Regions from separate parts of the Mus musculus genome. Here region 2 is linked to region 1. A link is a contact called in ENCODE Hi-C or POLR2A ChIA-PET data. All regions are on one chromosome and are shown on one strand. The core of a region is the stretch at or near the end of the contact, and the rest is flanking DNA. Distances in the headings are between cores, read along the strand shown. Region 1 holds the start of 2310043L19Rik (RIKEN cDNA 2310043L19 gene). Region 2 has its middle 41 kb from the start of 2310043L19Rik.

Region 1 (4,540 bases), core at 1,325-3,824:
TGCAGAGCAGCTGGCAAACAGTCGAACACCTGTGTGCCAGATATTACAGCTGCGTGTAGGAAACGTGATCCATCTGTAGCTCCTGTCACATGCGGGGTCCAGTTGCCGTACTCAGGCAGGTTGGAAGAGGATCCATTGAAGAGAAAGAATTTCAAAGCCCAGGCACCCATCCCTCCCTTTCTCTCCCCACCCTTTCCTCCCACCCCCAGCATTTTCTTCTCTTCTTCTCTGGCACTCAGTATTTCCGGCTGAGCTTGCTTCTCACTAATTCCCAAGCAGTAACACACCGCACCACGTTGTTGCTGGTGCCGCTCCTAGCAACACACGCTGTAAGGAAACAATAAAGCTACTTAGCATGCGCGGCGTGCTTCTAGTCTCCAGAGCAGTTGTTTAACTCCTTGCTCCAAGAATGGCACATCTGGCTGAAATGTTTGTGGGTTATCCTAAAAGCCGGGGTGTCTGGGGGACACCTTGGGGGTGTCCAGTAGTTAGTTGGCTCAGTGTCTCCTCGCTGTCCTCATTCAGAGTTGCAGGATCTTTATCCGCTTTGCGGAAGCATATCTATTTTTTTTTTGCCAGAATAATTTTGTGGGCTTTGGTTGATGTTCGTGATCAGCCTGCGTGTGGAAAAGGGGAAAGATGGGACATTGTACAGGTGTTTTAAAAGGGTAGGCAGAAAAAGATGTAGCAAGCAGAGAGCCAATTACTTCTGCGTGTGAACTCCCAACATGTCTTTCCCAGAAAGCAACTTTGCAGGGAATGGTAATTTTTCTCTCACAACCAACCAGGAGGTACTGAGCCTGATGAGCAGCCTGAGCACACCTTAGACAAGTTCACCCCAGTGTCACAACCCCTGTGACACTTCACACTGCCTCAAGATTTGCTTCAGTCTTGGGGCTAGCAAGGATTAGCAAGGAAAGGCACTTGCCACCTGACAATCTGAGTTTGATCCCAGGACCCATGTAGTGGAAGGAGAGATCTGGCTCCTACCTGTTGTCTCCTCATCTCTACACACATACTAGTGTGTGTGTGTGTGTGTGTGTGTGTGTGTGTGTGTGTGTGTGTATTACATTATATTTAACATAAGTTAAAATTTAAAAAAAATGTTATTTCTACCTCATCAAGAGACTGTCATTGCACACAACAGACACTTAATTAACAATTCAAATGATGTATAGCAGCCGTCTTATTTATTCATTAGGTTAGCCAATATTTATTTCTTAATCCAATCGCCCAAGTCTTACTACCTTATTCAATATCCTCAATTTACAGATGAAAAATTGAGGTTCAGAGAATTATATAATTTGTCAGAGTACAGTAGCAGCAGGATCTGAACCCAGAACACAGAGGTGGGCCTCAACGTGAATACTTTAGTTGGAATTCCAGTGGGTTCTCCACATTGTCCCAAAGCAACCAGCTTGGCCAGAGCAGAGGTGTGTGTGTGTGGACTTGATACCTGACCACAACATGCTACGAGGTGAAACTTGAATTTTCTGTTCCCTGAAGCTCCCACTTTTCTTTCCTGTTCACTGAAAACAAAATGAAATTAACATCATAATGCAAGAAATCGAGTCACATGGGTGTGGATCAATCTTCATTCCTGCCTTTGTCACATCAAAAAATTACAGAGGCTATACCCACCAGCGCCATTGTTCTCCTGGTCTCACGTCATCTCCAACGTCAGCCCTGTCACCACTCAAGGTGCCACTTCCTTAGTCCTATACAAAATGCAATTTTCACTTGCTCCTGGAAAATCAATATGGAAAGGCTCTAATTCTCCAGATTTCGATTTTTCAATAAAAATGTGAAAATGAAACTCCACAGGACTGCAGCCAAAATGGTGCCCCTGAGCCACTGTCACTCTGGAGGGAAACTCAGCAAGGGTTTTAGAGGAGAAGACCAACTTCCCCATGGCTCCTTCCATGACTCACTGGATAAGAAAGGAAGAAAGCACGGACAGGACTCATCTGTGCTAGTTTTAGACGGGTCCCTTCAAAGAAAGACTTCTTGACTCGGAATGGTACTGTGTTTGCAATCCCAGCATTTGGGAGGCTGAGGCAGGAGAATTGCTGGGAGTGAAGGCAAGCTTGGGAGCCTGGGTTACAAGTGTGAGGTTCTGTCTCAAAAAGAAAAAGGAGAGGAGGAGAGAAGGGACTGGGAAGGAGGGAGAAAGGAGGGATAAAGGAGGGGGAGAGGGGAGGGGAAGGGAGGGGAGGAAAGGGGGGAAGGGAGGGGAAGAAAGGGGAGGGGAAGGGAGGGGAGGAAAGGAGAGGAAAGGGGAGGGAAGGGGAGGAAAGGAGAGGGGAGGAGGGGAGAGCATTGGAACCTTCTGACTCACCAACTCTGCTTTCCACTTAGAAGCTCTGGGTTTGATTTCCTCACCCAGGAACAAGAGCGGGAGGAGGACAGGAGTTGGTCAGGTGAGTTCTGGGAGTGGATAGAAGTCCTCAAAGGAAGCATCCCTGGAGAGGCTCCTTAAGGTGCCTGGCTCACTGCAGGCACTCCCTAGGGTGAGCTTCCTGCATGCCTGCTTCTGCCTCTGTCCCTATCCCTCAGGCTGAACAGCTGCTGTGCCCTTTTGGAACATAGCGTTGTCAGTGGAGGGCCACTGTGAACTCTTCAGTTACTACCCAGGACCTCCTAATCCAACCAGCAGAGTGTCACACTTATGGAAATGTCACCAACAGTCCCCAGGCTCTGCCACAAGAGACCCTTCAGAACAAAGCTCCCAGGATTCCACATCACTTCTCTCCACTGCTGTGTTGACACTGAACTCAGTGGGAAGAGGAGAAGCCTCTACTGAGACCTTGCCCTGTATGTAACACGAGCTCGTGAATGTCTGTGGACGGTTCTGCCTGAGCCAAGGGCAGCAGGCAGCACCAGCCTCAGAAGGGTGAGTCTCAGCCGGTTCACTGCCACGTGATCCTGGGTGGGTCACGTAGCTTCTGGGTACTTCACTGTTCTCAGCTGTTAAACAGGTTAATAATAGAGAGGCACACTTTGACCCAGCAGCATGGCCTGGCAAAGGGAAGCCGATTCAGTGATGGGACAAATGGACAGGGAACTGAGGACTTTGAGGGAACAGAACAAGAAATCCGCGGAGCAGTGAACTTTTCTGTCAAGCCTCTGAGAGGCCTAAAACCAAAGGAGATGTTTAAGACCGCAGCACCAGCTTTAGGCTCTGTCTTGTCTCTGCCCAACACCCTCCATTTTGGCTCTCTTTCTTCCCTCAGCTCTTCCCTTCCTCTCCTTCCTGCGCGCCTTTCTCCGGTGCTGTATGGAACTCAGCCTCACTCAAGCTAACCAAGGGCCCACCACTGAGCTAGCCTCAGCCCATAGGACTAGTTTTCCTATCACTTCCCAATAACTTTTAAACCAGAACCCAGAGCTTTGATGGCAGGCAGGCTGAGGAGAGGGAGGGCATGCAAGCACAGGTTGGCTGTCTACGGATCCACACATAGTATGAATCGGTGCCAGGAGAACACATGGGGAGCCACCAGCTGTTGGGCTCTCTTGGTCCATGTCTGCTCCAGCAGGCTCATGACACTTCCAGGAAGTCAGGCTGACTGGAACAGAACCACCAGAAGGAATAGAAGACCTAGAGGCTAGCTTAGAGTCCCGGGAGTCAGGGCTGTGGTGCAATTCACAGGGTTGAGTACTTGTCTAACATGCACAAGGCTGCAGGTTTCAAACTGAGAAAGGAATGGGAACTACCTCAGGGCTGCATCCTAAGAGGATTTTACAAGGAGTTACAAGATCTAACAACAGGCTGTGTGTATGGGGTGAAAGGATACAGACACAGAAGAAAAGTTACCAAGTGAGGTTTTGGGGTTTTTTTTTTTAATAGCACATAATTTAAAAGAGAACAAAAAAAAATCAATGTTATCTGAAAGACGGTAAAACTGCTCAGGGTTTCCTCCTTTGCGTAACAGTGATTCTATTTCTAAACCCTGTGTAAATCTAATATCCTCCCTAAACAGTATCCAGCCAATGGCCTTGGAAAGCAGAACTTGCCCTCAGCAACAATGGGAGCTTTGAGCGTCAATGGTAAGTCCCCATGAGTCATAGGGGCTTGTCCCCCTGTATAGCCAGAGTTAAGTGCCTTTCCTCCCTCTCTCTCCCCACCTTAATGATAAAGAATGAACTTGAGATGTGGCCTGGCTTGTACTCAGGGTAACAGGAAGCTCTCATTATTGAAGACCTAAAACTCTGCACTGGCTGTGTCTTATTTTTATTGCAGCATCGATCCTTAACAAAACCATCAGTGAAACCAATAACACCTAAGACTGATGCAAAGCCTACACGCTTTGCAAATGGTTTTCAAAGCTGCCGTCTTTTCTCATGAAGAAACGTTCACGCTGTTACCCATCCATGTTACTGCTCAGAAACAGGAAGCCAAGCAGGCTGAGACACCCCAACACTTGTCTCTTAAATGCATAGAAGCTGCGCTGGAATTTAAGTTCATTTCTGAGCCAGCCTTAGGGGTGGACACCTGAGATTCCAACACCTGGGAGGCTGAAGCAGGAAGGATTTTGAAAAC
Region 2 (5,065 bases), core at 1,598-4,097, 42 kb after region 1:
GGGAAAGCACAGACAGTAGCGCTGGACTAGAGACAGCCCAGCTGCTAACAAGACCTGAGCATGTTTTTGACTGTAGTGCTCTATCTCCTAGATGCTGTGAGGATTTTAAAAAGATGCTGTGGTCCAAGGCCTTACACATTGGAGTTTGACATACCCTAGACAGTGGAGAAAGGTCTCAGGTTCTAATCTCCCCCCGACTCTTCCCATCGTTTGTTTGTTTGTTTGTTTGTTTGTTTGTTTGTTTGTTTCCATCTTCAAACTTTGCTACCTGTACCATCTGCTGTGAAGGGGACCTGGGCAACTCTCCTGCATCCCACGTTCACACTGAAGCCCTGGTCCTCCAAGTGAAAATATGTCACATGAGGAACTTTGGGGAGATTTTAAGGTTAGAGCAGGCCATGAAAGGGGGCACCCTCTCGAATGGAGTTAATATTCTTTTATAAGAAACACAAATGTTGAATCCATGGCAGCTCATGCCTGTGATTCTAGCAGGAATTTGAGAAGCCGAGGTGTAAGTATTGTGTGTTTCAAGTTAGACTGAGCTACACAGTAAGTTCCAAGGCAGTCTGAGCTATAAAGGGAGTTTAAGGCTAGCCTGAGCTACACAAGCAGATACTGTCTTCAAAAACAAATGAGGATGGGGAGAGGGAAGATTAAACACACACGCACGTGCACACACACACACACACATGCACACGCACACCATGTGGGTCCATAATTATTAACCAGCCACCTTTAAAAACCCAGGCAAGATCTTCACCAGGCACTGGATCGCCCAGTGCCTTGACCTTGGACTTCCCACCCTCTGGAACTGTGAAAAATGTCTGGTGTTTGAGGCACCCAGTCCTGCCTTACAGTAGCCCAAGCTGAGACACCATCTCATACACTCAGGTCAAACAAAACACAAAGACAGAGCTTAGACCATAATATGCTGAAGAATAGAAACTCAAAATTGGGTTTCGTTATTGTAAAAGTAGAAGATTTTGTCCCAGAGACTAAATTGATTCTCAAGAAGCCGTGCTCATTTACCTAGTATACTATATGGCTATTTTTTTTTTCGGTTATTTGTTGTTTTGTTGACTCCAGGTGTCATATAGTTCACACTGGTCTTGAACTCACTGTGTAGCCCTGGCTGATCTTGGAGTCACGGTCCTCCCAGACTTCACCCTTTCAAGTGCTGCGATCATAGACAGGAGCCTTGTGTATTTTGGCTGTTTTCATGCTGGGAACTCAAATCTGAGTAGTTATGACAAAGACATTTTCATCTCAAATTGTTATGTAAGGTATGGCTTTCAAAACCCCAAATATTGACTATCTGGCTCTTTCTAGAAAACATCCCCAGGCCATGCTGTGAAACCCATTCCATCCTAAAGGCCCGAATTGAGGTTAAATGCTGAAAATTATCCTTTCAGCTTGAGAGTCAGTAAGGTTTACAAGGCCTGGTAGTTGTGGTTGAGATGAGAAGGAACCTGGAGGTTAGAAGCAGAGACAGCTCTGGGTGGCGGCCTCTGGCCTGACTATAAAAACAAAACTGAAGGCTAACTTAAGGCATGTTTTTAAGTAAATAAGACCAACTAGGGATGCAGCTTCGTGGTAGAGCATCTGCCTACCTGAGTTCCAGTCCCAGCCAAGCAATAGTCCATTAACTAATTAAGTTAAAATAAAGTGAAAGGTATTTTCAAATTCAAGACAGCAGAAGTGGGATAGGAAGCAGAAGTAATGGGCTGTGCTCCGGTCCCTAATCTGCCACCAATTAGGTGTATAATTGGCGCAATCACTTCATTTCCTTGAGCTGTTACTTTATTTACAAAATAAGAGGCTCCTCCATTTATTGAAATTCACGGGCTCCTCCTGTGGGGAGCTTGCCACTTCAGACCGGGACATTTTGGGCTCTGGAGTAAGAGCCTATCTTATCTCAGGATCTCAAGGTGAAATAAAACATTCAGTGATGCCCTAGGTAGTCCAGCAGGGTTGTGAGGAAGAACTGAAAATTCAGAGTACTGTTGGCTCTACCGCGTCTTAGTGATATTCACCATGGTCGTAATTTATCACCATCTTGCCTTCCAAATAGATAGATTAGTGTAAGCCTGTCCACCCAGCGAGCTTCTCCCATCTGCAGAGGGAGGAGGCAGCGGGACAGCTGCGGATGGGACCGTCAGCTCAAATTATGTAACAGTAGCGGAGAAAGGCAGAGGCTTTCTCAATTTAGGCTTCTTGAGACTAGCGTTACCACGAGTTTCTCTACCCTAAACTCTCACCACACACAGCAAAGATGGCTTTGTCCCCAGGGCAGTTAATCCACGTAGCAAAGGGATCCCATAGGCATTGCCAGAGATCTTGGGGTAATTGAGACCCGACAGCAGATAAATCCTGCAGAATCAGGACCACTTTCTCTCTCCAAAGCCCTAAAGTGAGGAGCGGCTTTCCAAAAGCTCAAGCTTCTAAGCTTGTTTATCCCCGTTTGTGGCCGACGAGTCCTCCGTCCTGGACTACAGAGCCCTGCTCCCCCCTCCTCCCCTTAGTACTCATTCAGAGAAGTGACCCCAGTTGGCAGCCCAAGCTGCATAGACTGCAGTCAAATAACACCCAGATGAAACTGCAGCTGATGGCTGGCCTTTTCCATCAGTGGCTGCTGTGTGCAGCTCTCTCCTGGCCTCCTGAGGTTCAAATGCCCGCCTGATTTTGCCCTGGAAGCATCCCAGCCCAAACATGGAACAAAAGTTCCCTCTGACAAGCCTGTTTGGATTCCAAAGTATGTTTTTATGCTTGCTGGCAAATAGAACCATCACCAGCAACAATAACAACACTGTCTCCCCTCACTGAAGCGACTTCATTTCTTCACATTTGTTCCAGAGCTGGACAGATGAATAATGTTCGCTAAGGGGCTGGCCCAAGTCCTGACCTCCTGCCTCCAAGAGCAAACAGAAGTGACACACAGGCTTATCTGAACTTTCAGTTGCTTGATTCAAAACAGAAAGAGAGAAAAGTTGCTATTTAACCTATGTAGCCACCTAAGGGCTTTTGTTTTGTTTTTCCTTTATTCCTTAGTTGTTTATTATTATTATTATTATTATTATTATTATTATTATTATTATTATTGTTATTATTTATTCATAGCTTTCATTTGTCTTCTTCAGCAAAAGAGGACCTTACTACTGGTGCCCCAATGAAGCCAGTTTCTCAAAGACCGAGATTAACCTGACATCTTGTGGCCATACTGGGTATATACAAGTCTAGACAAACCAGCCCCTTATAAAATTAGGGAAGGGATACAGAAAATGTTTGAAAGGGTCTTCAAAAATATTTCCCGTGGTGTTTTATTTAAGACATCTCAGGAAGTCATGTAGTATGTCTTGGGAAAACCACACACAGGACGATATTTAAGTACCAAGTAACTACTTGTCTCTCTCTCTCTCTCTCTCTCTCTCTCTCGCTTGAACAGATCACTTCACTCTAATGATTGGCTTCTCATCTGTAAAATAGAGTTCATGATAAATATTATTATACTTTTCTGAGGCTTATATAAGATAAAGCAAATCAAATGACTGTTAACGATTGAGGGTAGCTTAGTGCTAGAGGCCAGGCTTGGCATGCAGGAGGTCTTGTGTTCAGTTTCAATACCAAAACCAAACCAAAATAATAACATTTAAACGTTACATACACTATGAGAACACTAAGGATTCCTAGAAGTAGAGTCTAAACTCATACTTGGTTAAATTTCTTCAAAAACCCAAAACCTGTTTTGATGCCTAACCCCAATATAGCATAAAGCCCTGGCCTCAGAATAGATAAAGAGAACAAATCCACACAGTCATATGCTTTCCTAAATATACCCACTGCCAAATTCTCTCTCGTGTTTTTTGTGATGTAAGTACAGCCATTTTCTTTGGTCTTTCCACTTAGGGCCATCAAGTGAACCGTGAGGAAGGGGTAGGAGTCTTGAGGAGTTAAATCATCACAGATCACGTGGTGCCTGACTGGCGGTGGGGCTTGAGAACCTGTGCCTTCTGTTTACAGTGCTGGGAGGAAGGTCTTGGTGTGATTGTGATGTTAGAGATCAAACCTTTGTCTTGATTTATTTTTAAAGATGTATCCATTTTTTTTTATTTATATGAGTACACAGTAGCTGTCTTCAGACACACCAAAAGAGTGCATCGGATCCCATTACAGATGGTTGTGAGCCACCATGTGGGTGCTGGGAATTGAACTCAGGAGCTCTGGAAGAGCAGTCAGTGTTCCTAACAGCTGAGCCATCTCTCCAGACCTAAACCTTTTGTTTTGTAAGTGTACCAAGTGCTAAACATGTTCTCTATCACTAGGTCACACCTCTGTTTGTACCTCATCTTCTGGAAAAAGCAGGAGTCCAACACAGCAGCCCCAGAAGCTCCTGGGTGTCTGTGTCCCACAAGGGTGATGCAGGGTGACTCATCGAATACAAGATGGGTTTGGCTATTGCTGTTGTGCAGCGTGTGGTGTGGAGGAAGCCAAGAACTCATCAAAGCTAGGGGGTTGATGAAGAAATGTGCATTGCATAGACCTCCTCTTGTGCTAAATTTCAGTTCTGCTAGGGTCAGTGGGCCAGCTAGGTAGTGTCCCACCTACCGACAGCATTTAAGCACTCCCAGGAGCACAGAGTGTCTTCCCATTCACAGATGATCTTTTCTGTGTCCTCTACTTGCTGAATTCACTGCTTGTCTCCCTGGTACATGAGGTGAACTTAGGGTGCCTCTGACAGCAAGATCAATAGCTTTACACAGAGAGAGTAGCACACCAGCCAAAGGGACCTCAGCTCCTTGGGTGAATGGTGAGGAGAGGTGACACAGACTTCCAGCCATCTTCCCTCATGCTGGGTTTCCCAGACCTCCACACTGTCTAGGGGACTAACAGGAGGGGGGACACTGCAAAGGGGAGGGTGACAGGATGTGAGGGGCAGATGTTCAAAGAACATTATAAGCTTGTCTTGAAATGTTATTATGTAATTCAGTACAATAAAAATTAAAAATAAAAACTTGTGAAAAGGCAAAAATCCCCTGCAGATAGGAAAGGGTTGGTTGTTCACAATAAA

What was found. A loop is a pair of places that touch in the nucleus more often than their neighbours do. ChIA-PET counts read pairs that join two places held with the same protein, here RNA polymerase II (POLR2A).
Region 2: a loop to region 1 is called in a map of gastrocnemius, with 4 times the contacts of the local background. The contact joins the enhancer-like site here to the promoter of 2310043L19Rik in region 1. A Hi-C loop is called at or near these places in 5 of 37 maps with a recorded cell type or tissue (T-helper 17 cell, gastrocnemius and heart). POLR2A ChIA-PET finds 5 or more read pairs at or near these places in 2 of 5 experiments (Patski and embryonic stem cell).

Annotation. Positions count from the first base shown.
Region 1 is chr1:177,640,369-177,644,908 of GRCm38, forward strand. It overlaps 2310043L19Rik (RIKEN cDNA 2310043L19 gene), which reads right to left and starts at 2,575. Exons shown (of 3, transcript NR_037994.1): 1 at 2,339-2,575; 2 at 1,642-1,746; 3 at 1,174-1,529.
Region 2 is chr1:177,681,909-177,686,973 of GRCm38, forward strand. No RefSeq gene overlaps it. Among named protein-coding and RNA genes, the nearest start is that of 2310043L19Rik, 41 kb to the left of the region's middle. Within about 2 kb of position 2,848, at least 2 of the 3 ENCODE cell types and tissues checked have a DNase peak (open chromatin) inside an H3K27ac peak, as active enhancers do; they include gastrocnemius, where a contact is called at or near this core.